Linked DNA regions of Homo sapiens: region 1 is linked to region 2. A link is an interaction called in ENCODE POLR2A ChIA-PET data of the cell type or tissue named here. Cell type or tissue: MCF 10A. All regions are shown on one strand. Each heading gives the region's core, and the rest is flanking DNA. Links, peaks and the distances in the headings are about the cores only. Region 1 has its middle 34 kb from the start of CH25H. Region 2 has its middle 20 kb from the start of MIR4679-1.

Region 1 (6,557 bases), core at 1,468-5,467, 130 kb before region 2:
TCAGGTAGGACATGGAGTTGAAAGGAATCCTCACAAAAATGTTGCAGATAGGGGAGATTTTGCTGATCTGTCTTGGACAATGAGCCTGGGAGCTGATTTTCATTTTGGTTACAGGAGATGGAGGGAGGTAGGAGATGGGATCAGAATAGGCAGTGGGGATTAGAGCACAGCATTTTTAAGGCATGAGTAACTTGCTTCTTTTTGGATTATCCCTAAAGTTCTCCATCTTGCAACATACCATTTGGTCCTGTTTTGATCAAAGTCTCCTGCTGCCTATTCAGCACACAAAGCTAGAATTTCAATCTCTACATTAATAAGGTAGTCATCAGAAAGAGCATGAGGGATTTGTGGCTGCAACACTCTTCCTCTACCCTGAATCTATGTTCTAAATTTCCCCTCTGTGGGACGAGACTTCTGCCTTCTGAGGTGATAAGATACTCACTCAATTCAAATATTAATATGTATTGACTACCACCAAGTGTCAGGCACTCAGCTAGACACCGTGTGGAATGCACACCAGCCAAGGACACTTATATTTCATACTTAAATGATAAGTTTTCTAGAAAATTATCCATTTTTTATTTTCTTAGAATTCCACTAATTTTGGCCAGAGTTGCAAATTTACTTGCACAAAATTTAGCAAAATAGTCTCTTATGATTGCTTTAATTTATTGTTTCTGAGTTTATTTTCTCTTATTTTATATTCTGTCTATTAAATATGAAATTTGTCTATTAAACATTCCCCTTTTCCCCATGCCCATACTTTTTGTAGAGTAGATTTGTTGGTGGTTTATTTTATTTATTTTTCTATTTTCCTAAAATAACTAGCTTATATATTTATTATTTCTATCTTTTTTTGGTTTTCTAATTTATAGATTTCTGGATTTATCTTTATTAATTCCTCCTGCTTTCCTTTGATTTATTATGTTGTTTTTTTTCTAAATTTTTATGGTAGAGACTTTATTTGATTTGATTTTTTGCTATTTTTGTGTTTTTGGAAATTTGGGGGTTTTGGCAAGAGTCAGTTTTGTGACTATCCTAAGGACTCTTGAAAATAAAGAATGTTCTCTAATTTTAGAGTGTAAGTACGTACAATCAACATTATTGGTTGTTATTTAGATCTTGTATATGTTGTCTTACTTTTTATCCACTTATTTTTCATGTACTGAAAGAGATGAATTAATGTTTCTCACATCTATCAAATTCCTATTTCTTATCATATTTCCTATATCTTTGATTTATGAATATTCTTATGATATTATTTTACTTACAGATATTTGTAATTATTATATATTAATTATGAATTATACTTTTTAGCATTATAAAGTATTCTTTTAGTGTCTCCTTTAGTATTTTTCAACCTGAATTCCACCAGGTTTGATATTAAAATAATGACCTCTACTTTCTTTTCATTTACATTTCCTTGGTATTACTTTGTTCATATATTTATTTTCAGTCTTTCTAATTAGCTTTGTTTTAGGTGTGACTTCTATTTAGCTTAGAGTTGTGTTTTGTGTTCCACTCCAAAATCCTTTTCTTTTAATTGATGTGTTAAAAAATTTAGATTTATTGTTTTACAAGTATATTTGATCTTAATCTTGCCATATTACTTTACATTATGCTTTCTGTTTTTATGATTTCTTTTAAAATTGTTGACTATTTTGTCCTTTTTTGTTTTTAGTTCTTTTGATAGTTAAAAAAAGTTGAATTTTTGTTTAGTGATTAGCCATATACATAGCAACTTTAGAGCTCTCTTTCCTTAGACATTATATATTAGTTCCCATCACATCATTTTAGTCAAAATTATTTTTCTTGGTGTTTTTGTTCATAATGTTAATATGTTACCACATTTATGATTGATTTTGTCAGCTTTAAATATCTCTGACTCCCAAGTTTTGCAGATGAGGCAATCAGCAAATTTACTTATGTGTTCCCTTCTTTCCAATCCATTTCTAATTTTTTGTAGTTTGCTCATTTCTACATTGTCAGAGTCTAGAAAATTTATATTCCATTAATGTCAGGGTCTAGAAAACTTACATTGCACCTACTACATTTGTTTTATTTTTAGTTCTATAGTAAAATATATTCATTATCACTAATCTTTTTTCCTATAGTTTACTCAGTCATCCCTTGTTTGGATAAAATTTATCCTCCTGTGGTTTTCTCAAGAAAGACTCACTAGAAAAGTGTTCCCTGAGGTCTCCCACATTAAAATAGATTGGTCTGCAGACTTTATACTTGGAAGGAAAGTTTGAATGGATATAAAATCCTTGGTTCACATTTTCTCAAACACCTTGTGGTTTTGGTCTACTTTTTTTTTTTTTGGAATTGCAGGTAGCTATGGACAAATCTGAGGTCAACCTGATTTTCCGCCACTTAGTAATTTGGTTTTCCTGCCTGGCTGTCCAAATGAATTTTCTTTTTAATCTTTGAAGTGCATAACTTAATTAGGATATGTCTTTATGTCTAAATACATTCTAGGTCATTTTTATAGGATACATTGTACTCTTCCATTATGAAGATTCATTACTTCTTTTATTTCAGCAACTTAAAAAAATATAAATTTTATAATCTATCTTTGTTTGGAAATGTTTCACACTTTCATTCTTTCTGTCTTCTTTGGATTTTTTTTTTTTTTCCTATTTCTGTATAGGTTTATCCCTCAACTTTTGTTGAAAACAAAAGATACAGCTTTTGCCTTTCAAAATGGGCTCTTCTCTTTCAGAAAGTTTATTTGCTGGCACATTCTAAGATCTGCCATTACTAGCTCTCTTATAATTCTTTATGCTTCCTCTTGATTGGCTTCTTCCCAATCTTACCACATTTTGATATTCTATCCATTGTGGAGTTTTTTTTACATCTCTTTCCCAGCTTTACTGAAACTATACTTTTGTTGTAGTCACTGTTCTCCTCCTCTTCCTTCTCCTCCTCTTTGTTTTCCCCTTCCTCTGCATGATATCAAGAGTGAAAAAAAAATGCTGACTCATAAAACCATTTTTATGTGGCAAGGTTGTGTTAATTTAAAAATAAATTATGTATGTACAGTTATCTTTTAAAAATGCCAACTATGGTTTTACTTTTCATATTTTAATCTTCTAGAGACACTTGTTAATAATTGTGTCTCTTATACTGTGGCCTCTAACATCACAAGTTTCTCTTTTCTTTGCTCTTCTAAATCCCCTTTCCTCTCCTTTCCTCTGTCTGCAAATACCACAGTAGAAACACTACGTGGCTACCATTGTTGTTTGGCCCCTAACAGTCATTCATTCCTTGAATCCCTTTTGTGTATCGTATACTTCTTGCTAAGAAGTCAAAAAAATCTAAATGCTTCTCTTTCTGTCTCTCAGCAGATGCAAATTATTTTTATAATGAGCTGACCATGCCAGTAGATGGGAACTCACTGATCTTTCCACAGTTGTTTCAATTTAAATAAAAATCTGAAGAAAATATGTAACCCATATATGATTTCAATTTGCTTTACTCTTTTGATCCTTGTTTTTTTGGCAAATACTGAGCATTCTCCCTCTTCTTGTATACTAATTATGTGCCACAAGGGAATATGAATCATCAAAATATCCCTGAGGACAAATTGCAATGTAGGAGTGAATGATGTTACACACACACACACACACACACACACACACACACACTGCACCCTGCCTCTACCTTTTAACTTCCAGAGACTACCCTGTACTCAAATGGGCACCTTCTTCCTAATGCAGCCATTAGCTGCATTTCATCAGCATGAGGATAATGGGGAAGACTCAGATATTAGAAACAGAATCTTGACTTTGCCATGTACAAGATGTGTGACCCTATTCGAGTTTACTTGACCTCTCTGAGCATCAATAATACTGAATTCCTAGGGTGGATCTGACCATTAAAGAGACAATGTCTTTAAGCAGTCTGGCACTTAAGTACTACACAAAGGTTTGTTTCACATAGAGTATATAGTAAGCTGGCAGTGGATGGGAATAGAATAGTGAAAAGATAGTCTACAGACAAATCGGGTGTCCTGCATTCTGTAGTACTGACTCAGATATCTGGTAGGCGTGCTCCCTTGTGCTCTGGTGATCCTTCTGAGAACATGGAAGGATCATGGCTGCCTCTTTGTCTGTGCCCCAGAATAAACACACATGGAAGAGATTTGAACCAAATGATAGCTTGAAGCCAAGCCTAGTCGAAGTATAGCCTGAAGCAGAGCTGCTCAGCCAAGCCCGTTCAAAATTAGCCCATGTATAGATGACCTGCAGATTAATGTGCTTGAGAATAAGTGTTTGTTGTTTTAAACCCCTAAGTTTTGGGGTGGTTTGTAACTCAGAAATCTTAAAGGAAACCTTCTCTGAATTAAATGGCATCCACAAAGGACATAACCCTTGGCATAAAGGAGAGTCAGAACTAAACTTCCTCTCCCACCTCAATTTTAGGAGACTTTAGAGAAAGCTCTTGTGGTAGTGGCAGAAAACAAAGACAAAGAGCAGGAAAGACATCCCCGGGAATTTGTGGTTGCAGACTGGCTTTCATATGGATCTGCATCTTGGGTTCATACAACCCATACCTGCCGGGGGACATTGAGCAATGAACTTGACTTGAGGTTTTCACCAGCTGCAAACACCAGAGCTGTCTGCCAGAAGCAAAGGTAAGGGCTTTCTGAAAGAGGATATACTCAATGTTAGGCCTCAGGGATCATTCACAAATAACTTTTTTTTCAAGAGCAATGACTAGCATGCAGGCAAATTTAACAGGTATACAAAGAGACAAGGCTACATGGCTGCTAAGCAACTGAAACAACAGAAATAGGAAAAAGACTCTTACTGACTTCAGGCATTGGAATTTTAGAGGCAGACTGAAAAAAAACACACTTACTAGGTTTAAATAATTCACTGGGTTTGGAAATATCTGCAAAGAACAGGCCACTAGAAAAACCAAGGAGCAAATTTGGAAAAAGTATAGATATGGTAAAAAAAAGAACTAAAATTGAAACTTAGGATATGGCACAGATTGGACATTACAGAATAGAGAATTAGCAAATTAGAAGATAAGAAGAAGAAATTATCTGGATTATGGTACAAAGAGACAAAATGTTGAAAAATATAGGAAAGAGTAAGAATATGGAAAATACTTTAAGAATTACTAATAAATACAGTACAGAACATGTACAGAAGGATTAACACGTTTGATTAGTGAAAAAATAAAGGAAAGGCAAATTTTCAAGAGATAACTAAAAACTTTCCAGAGCTGTTGGTACCCAACCATTCATAAGCTTATGCAAGCAAGATAAATGTTTAAAAATCTACATTTAGACATCATACATGTAGAGAAATACAAAAGCCAGGAGAAGGTTTTGAAAGCAACCAGAGAAAAGACATCTTACTTTCAAAGCAATGACAATTAGAATGATTACTCACTCAATGAAAAGAACAGTGGAAGGTAGAAACCAGTGGTATGGTATCTTTAATGTGTTCATTAAGAAAAACTACCAACCTAGAATTTTTAACTCAGTTAAAATATCTTTAAAAAATGAAGATAAAAGTAAAGGAATTTTCAGAAAAATTATGTGAGAAATTTAGTAATCAATAGATTACTGAGTTTCCAGGTTTCTGGTTTGCCTTACATACTTAGGACTTGCCAATGTCCACAACTGCATGAGCCAATTCCTTAAAATAAATCTCTGTAAAGACATACTTTCTTCTTGGTTCTGATTCTCTGGAGAACCCTGAAAAATATAGAGGTCATACCACATCTTTTCCTGACAGTGACAACGGGTTTTAAATGAAAGTCATTCAGATAAGTTCTCAGGTATTGATTTACCAGGGATGAGAAGAAGCAGATGGTAGCTGATGCTTCATTAGACTTGCCTCATGAAACAAAGGCACAGTATAACAGCTTCCTTTAGAGGAGAACTCAAAACCAAATTCATCCAAGATACGTTGACACTTAGAAGAGTAGCAGTGAGGTACTAAAATGCTTTTTCCCAGGTTTTTTTTTTTTTTTTTTTTTTGCCATAGCTCAGTACATACCCCTTGAAACATAGCTAGTATCCCTCGATGCCCTGCAAATCTTCAAGCATATTCATTAATTCCTATATTAATTTATTCATTCATGAACTACTTATTGAATACGGCAGGGACTCTTTGTCCTGTTACTACTATATTACCAGCATATACCACAGTGCCTGGGATATGGAAAACATTCAAATATTTGTTAGATGAATGATGTATAAATTGCCTATTTGTGTGTCAATTGCATAAATAAGTAAACCATAACATCTGCAGAGGGTTTTCAGCTTCCTAGTTTGCTCTACGCCAACTCCTGGCCGAAGTATTTACAATAACCTGCCTTATTTATTGCTCCCACATTAGAAACCTTTTAAGTGCAAGGCACTTGGCTCCTATCTGCAGACTAATTCTGACTCTGCGTTTGGGACGGGTGATGTTCTGGAAGGCAACACTTGAGAAGCTTTTACTCTGCTGTTTTGGGTAATCAGAAGGCATCACTCATTCCTGGGCATGCTCTGACTGTAGACTTCTGTGCCTGTGCTAGGCGCTTGCATTTCC
Region 2 (6,557 bases), core at 1,463-5,462:
CAAAGAAGGGCTAGTATCAATCTGACTGATGTTATTTCAAAAAATCTAGGAGGAGGGACTCCTCCCTAACTGATTCAGTGAGGCCAGCATCATTCTGATAGCAAAACCTGACAGAGACAAAACAACAACAAAATAATAATAAAACTTCAGGCCAATATCTCTGATGAATATAGACACAAAAATCCTAAAAAAAAATACCAAATCCAGCCGCACATCAAAAAGCTAATTCACCACGATAAGTATGCTTTATTTCTGAAAAGCAGTGTTAGTTCAAAATGCGTAAATCAATAAATGTGATTCGTTACATAAACAGACCTAAAAACCAAAACCACACGATCATCTCAATAGACACCGAAAGGGCTTGCAATAAAATTCAACATTCCTCTGTGTTAAAAACCAACAACAAACTAAGCATCAAAGGAACATACCTCAAAATAATAAGAGCCATCTATGACAAACTCACAGCCAATATCATGTTCATACTGAATGGACAAAAGCTGGTCACATTCCCCTTGAAAACCAGAACAAGAAAAGGATTTCCAATCTCATCACTCCTATTCAGAATAGTACTAGAAGTCCTAGCCAAAACAATCAGGCAAGAGAAAGAAAGAAAAGACATGCAAATAGGAAGAGAGGAAGTCAAACTATCTCTCTTCACAGATGATATGATTTATACTTAGAAAATCCCACAGTCTCTGCCCAAAGGGTCCTAGAACTGACAGACAACTTCAGTAAACTTTCAGGATATAAAATCAATGTACAAAAATCAGTAGCATTTCTAGACACCAATAACATTCAAGTTAAGAGCTAAATTAAGAACAAAATTCCACTTACTATAGCCTTAAAAAGAACAAAATATCCAGGAATACAGCTAACCAAGGAGATGAAAGACCTCAACAACAAGAATTACAAAATACTACTGAAGTAAATAAGTGATCACGATGCTATTTCTATCAAACAATCTGCATCATTTTTCACAGAATTAGAAAAAAAGGCTCTAAAATTTATATGGAACACAAAACAGCCCAAATAGCCAAAGCAATCCTGAGCAAAAAGAACAAAGCCGGAGGCATCATACTACCCAACTTCAAACTATACAAGACTACAGTAACCAAAACAGCATGGTACCAGCACAAAAACAGACACATAGACCAAGGGAAAAGAAAAGAAAATCCAGAAATAAAGTGATACACCTACAATCATCTGATCTTTGACAAAGTTGACAAAAACGAACAATGGGGAAAGAACTCCCTATTCAATAAATGATGCTGAGATAATTGGCGAGCTGTATGCAGAAGATTGAAACTGGATCCCTTCCTTTCACCATATACAAAAATTATGCCAAGATGGATTAAAAAATTAAATGTAAAACCCAACACTATAAAAATGCTAGAGGAATACTTAGGAAGTACTATTCTGTACATAGGCCTTGGCAAAGATTTCATGAAAAAGACTCCAAAAACAACTGCGGCAAAACCAAAAATTCATAAGCAGGGCCTAATTAAACTAAAGAGCTTCTGCACAACAAAAGAAACTATCAACAGAGTAAATAGGCAACCTGCAGAATAGGAGAAAATACTTGCAAACTATGTATCCAACCTACAGAATAGGAGAAAATACTTGCAAACTATGTATCCAACAAAGGTCTAATATCCAGAATCTATAAGGAACTTAAATTTACAAGCAAAAAAAAAAAAAATATACAACAACAAATAACCCCATTACAAATGGGCAAAGAAAATGAACAGACACGTCTCAAAAGAAGACTTACAAGAGGCCAACAAACATGAAAAAATGCTCACGATCACTAATCATCAGAGAAATGCAAATCAAAACCACAATGAGATACCATCTCACACCAGTCAGAATGGATATTGTTAAAAAGTCAGGCCTGGCACTGTGGCTCACGCCTGTAATCCCAGCACTTTGGGAGGCCGAGGTGGGTGGATCATGAGGTCAGGAATTCAAGACCAGCCTGGCCAACATGGTGAAACCCTGTCTCTACTAAAAATACAAAAATTAGCTGGGCGCGGTGGCAGGCGCCTATAATCCCAGCTACTTGGAAGGCTGAGGCAGGTGAATCGCTTGAACCTGGGAGGTGGAGTTTGCAGTGAGCCGAGATCACGCCACTGCACTCTAGCATGGGCGACAGAGTGAGACTCCATCTCAAAAAAAAAAAAAAGTCAAAAAATAGCAGATGTTAGTGAGGTTGTGAACACTTATAAATTGCTGGTGGGACTGTAAATTAATTCAGCCACTGTTGAAAGCAGATTGGAAATTTCTCTAAGAACAAAAACAAAACTACCATTTGACCCAGCAATCCCATTACTGAGTATATACTCAAAGTATATATCTATTCTACCAAAAAGATACATACACTCATATCTTCATTGCAGCACTATTCACAATAGCAAATATACGGACTCAATCTATATACCTATTAATGGTAGGCTGGAAAAAGAAAATGTGGCACATATACAGCCATATAATACTATGCAACCGCAGGAAAAGCAAAATCATGTTCTTACCCGAAACGTGCATGCAGCTGGAGGCCATTATCCTAAATGAATTAACACAGGAACAGAAAACCAGATACCACATGTTCTCACTTATAAGTGGAAGCTAAACATTGAGTACACATGGGCACAAAGGTGAGAACAATAAACACTGAGGCCTGCTTACAGGGAGAGGGTAGGTGGAGGATGAGGTTCAAAAAACTACCCTTTGGGTACTATGCTCACTACCCGGGTGATGAAATCATTTGTACTCCAAAGTACGGTGATACACAATTTACCCATCTAACAAACCACACAAAGACCCCCTGCATCTAAAATAAAAGTTGAAAAAAAATAAAATTTGTTTGTTTTTAAAAAGTTATGCAGAAAAGGCAAAACAAGATGGTCAAATAAAAGTCTCCAGCAATTATTTCCTTCACAGGAGCACCAAATTTAACAACTATCTACAAATAAGAACACCTTTATAAGAACCAAAAATCAGGTTAGCAATCATAGTACCTGGTTTTGACATCAAATTAAGGAAAGAGGCACTGAAGAGGAGCATAAAGGTAGTCTTGAATTGCCTATACCACCCCTCCCTGATTCCCCTACAGTGGCTGCATGGCACAGAGCCAAGTTCAATCTGCGAACTTGGGGAAGGGAGAGTATATGATTGTAGGACTTTGCATTGGAGCCCAGTGTGGACCTGTCACAGCGGAAAGCAATACCAGGCAGAACTTAGCCAGCATATACAGAGGAAGAATTTAGACCAGCCCTAGCCAGAGGCAAATCATCCATCCCAGCTATTGGAACCTGAGTTCTGTCAAGCCCTGCTACTGTGAGCTAAAATTCCCCGGGGTCATAATAAACTTAAAGACCAGCCTAGTCCACAAGGACTGCAATTCCTGGGCAAGTTCTGGTGTTGTGCTGGCTCAGAGACAGAGGACTTTTGGAACACACGACCTAGTGAGATACCAGCTGAGGTGGCCAAGGGAATGCTTGTGTTTCCCTTCCCCAGCCCCCAAAAGTGTAGCTCATAGCTATGGGAGAGATTCCTTCCCTCTGCTTGAGAAGAGAAACAAGAGAAAAGAGGACTTTGTCTTATAACTTGGATACCAACTAAGCTACAGTAGGATACGGCACCAGGCAGAGTCCAGGCCCTAGCTCCTAAGACAACGTTTACAGATGTACTTTGTGCCAGAAGGGAAGCCAGTGACTTGAAAGGAATGAGGCAATCCTGGCAGAATTCATTACCTGCTGACTAAAGAGCCCTTGGGCATTCCATAATCAGCAATGGTAGCCAGGTAGTACTTGCTACAGGCTTTGGGTAAGACTCAGAGCTGTGCTGGCTTTAGGGTGTGACCCAGCACAATCCAGTTGTGGTGGCTACAGGGAGAGGCTCCTTCTGCTTGAGGAAAGGAGAGGGAAGGGTAAAGGGGACTTTGCCTTGCAGCTTGGGTACCAGCTTAGCCACAGTGGGGTAGAGCACCAAGTGGACTCCTGAGGTCCCCAACTTTTGGCTTTGGTTCTTGGATGGCATTTCTGCAACTGCCCTGGGTGAGAGGGGAGCCCACTTCCCTAAAGAGAGTCCCAGGCCTGGCAGCATTCACCAAATAATGACTGAAGAGTCCTTGGGCCTTGAGTGAACATTGGCGGTGCCAGGCAATACTTGCCATGGGCCTGAGTGGTGGTGGCCATGGGGAGTCCTGTTTGAGGAAATGGCAGGGAAGAGTGGGGAGGGCATTGTCTTGCAGCTTAGGTGCCAGCTCAGCCAGAGTAGAATAGAGTGCCAGGTAGATTCCTAAAGTTCCTGTCTCCAGGCCTTGGCTCTTGAAAGTATCTCCAGATCCACGCAGGGCTGGGAGGAACTCACTGTCCTGAAGGGAAAGACACAAGCCTGGCTGGTCTTCCACCTGCTGATTGTAGAGCCCATGGGCCTAAAGTGAACATAGGCAATAGCCAGGCATTTGTCACTGCAGGTCTTTGATGCATCCCAGTGCTGTGCTGGCTTTGGGTGGAGTCCCAGGGATGGAGGCCACAGGGGTACTGTGTCACCCACTCCCACAGGTCCAGGCAGCTCAGCACAGAGAGAGAGAGAGAGAGAGAGAGAGAGAGAGAGAGAGAGAGAGAGAGAGAGACTCTTTATCAATGGGAAAGTAAGAGAAGAGAAGAATAATTGTTGGTAAACCAGGCAATTATCCTGAATTTTATCCCAGACCACCAAGGCAGTACATTTATGAGTCTGCAAGAGCCACAGTGTTACAGATACAGCTGCAGTGGCCAAAACAGATACAGCTGCAGTGACCAAAGATTTAGATCACAACACCCAAGTCCCTTTAAATACTTGGAAAGCCTTCCCAAGAAGGATGGGTACAAAAAAGCCCAGACTGTGAAGACTACAATAAATACCTAAGTCCCCAATGCCCAGACACCAACAAACATCCACAAGCATCAAGACCACCCAGGAAAACATAATTTCACCAAATGCATAAATAAGACCTCAAGAGCAATCCTGGAGAGACAGACATCTGTGACATTTCAGACAGAGAATTTAAAATAGCTATTTTGAAGAAGCCCAATGAACTCCAAGATAACACAGAGAAGGAATTCAGAATCCTGTCAGATAAATGTAACAAAGAGACTGACATAATTACAAAGAATCTTCATCAACACCAGACCTGTCCTACAAGAAGTGCTAGCTAAAGAGAGTTCTTCAATCTGAAAGAAAAAGACCTTAATGGGCATTAAGAACTCATCTGAAGGTATAAAACTCACTGGTAATAGTAAGTACGCAAAACACAGAATATTGTAAACTGTAATTGAAGTGTGTAAGCGACTCATATCTTGAGTAGAATACTAAAAGATGAACCTATAAAAAATAACTACAGAAACATTTCAAGAAATACACAACATAATAAGATATAAAAAGAAACAACAAAAAAGTTTAAAAATGGGGGGATGAAGTTAATGTGTGGGGTTTTTATTAGTTTTCTCTTTGTTTGTTTGTTTATGCAATCAGTGTTAAGTTCTCATCAGTTTAAAGATAGTATAAATTATAAGTAATCAGTTTAAAGATAGTATAAGTAATAAGATAGTATAAGTTATAAGATATTATTTACAAGCCTCATGGTAACCTAACATCAAAAAACATACAACAGGTACACACAAAATAAAAAGCAAGAAATTAAAACATACCAGCTGAGAAAATTGTCTTCACAAAAAAGAAGACAGGAAGGAAGGAAAGAAGGAATAGAAGACCACAAAACAACCATAAAACACATAACAAAATGCCAGGAGTAGTCCTTACCAATCAATAATAACATTGAATGTAAATGTACTCAACCCTTTAATCAAAAGACATAGTGGGTGAATAAATAAATAAGCAAGACCTAATGATCTGTTGCCTACCAGAAACACATTTTACCTATAAATACAAGCATGTCTTTTTGCATGACTATAAAATAGTTTTTGGTTTTTGGAAAAGATAAACAAAACTATAGATTAGTCATGCAAAAAGATATCCAACACAAATGAAATTCAAAAAAGAGCAGGAGTAGCTGTAGTGATATCAGACAAAATAGATGCCAAGACCAAAAGTATAAAAAGAAACAAAAAAGGTCATCATATAATGATAAAGTGGTCAATTCAGCAAGAGGACGAAACAATTTTAAATATATATTCACTCAACAGATATATAAAGCAAATATTATTAGAGCTAAAGAGAACAATAGACCTCAATACAATAGTAGCTGGAGACTTCAACACCCCACTTTTAGCATTGGACAGATCATCCAGACAGAAAATCAACAAAGTAACATAGGGCTTAATCAGCACTATATAACAAATGGACCTGATAGATATTTACAGAACATTTCATCCAATGGCTGCAGAACACACATTCTTCCTCTCAGCACATGGATCATTCTCAAGGATAGACCATATGGTAGGCCATAAAACAAGCCTTAAAACATTCAAAAACATTGGCCAAAATAAAATAAATCTAGAAATCAATAGCAAGAGGAGTTTTGGAAACTTCACAAACATGGAAATTAAACAATATGC

What was found. ChIA-PET counts read pairs that join two places held together with the same protein. Peaks named below come from ENCODE experiments on the same cell type or tissue, not always from the same donor. Only the 100,000 strongest peaks of a DNase experiment are listed, where the experiment ranks them.
Region 1: POLR2A ChIA-PET joins it to region 2 with 5 read pairs; 3 of 35 experiments call an interaction of 5 or more read pairs at or near these places.

Annotation. Positions count from the first base shown.
Region 1 is chr10:89,169,660-89,176,216 of GRCh38, reverse strand. No RefSeq gene overlaps it. Among named protein-coding and RNA genes, the nearest start is that of CH25H, 34 kb to the left of the region's middle. In MCF 10A, for the core only: no CTCF peak of the experiment used is centred there; a DNase peak (open chromatin) is centred at 3,576.
Region 2 is chr10:89,039,967-89,046,523 of GRCh38, reverse strand. No RefSeq gene overlaps it. Among named protein-coding and RNA genes, the nearest start is that of MIR4679-1, 20 kb to the left of the region's middle. In MCF 10A, for the core only: no CTCF peak of the experiment used is centred there; a DNase peak (open chromatin) is centred at 3,763.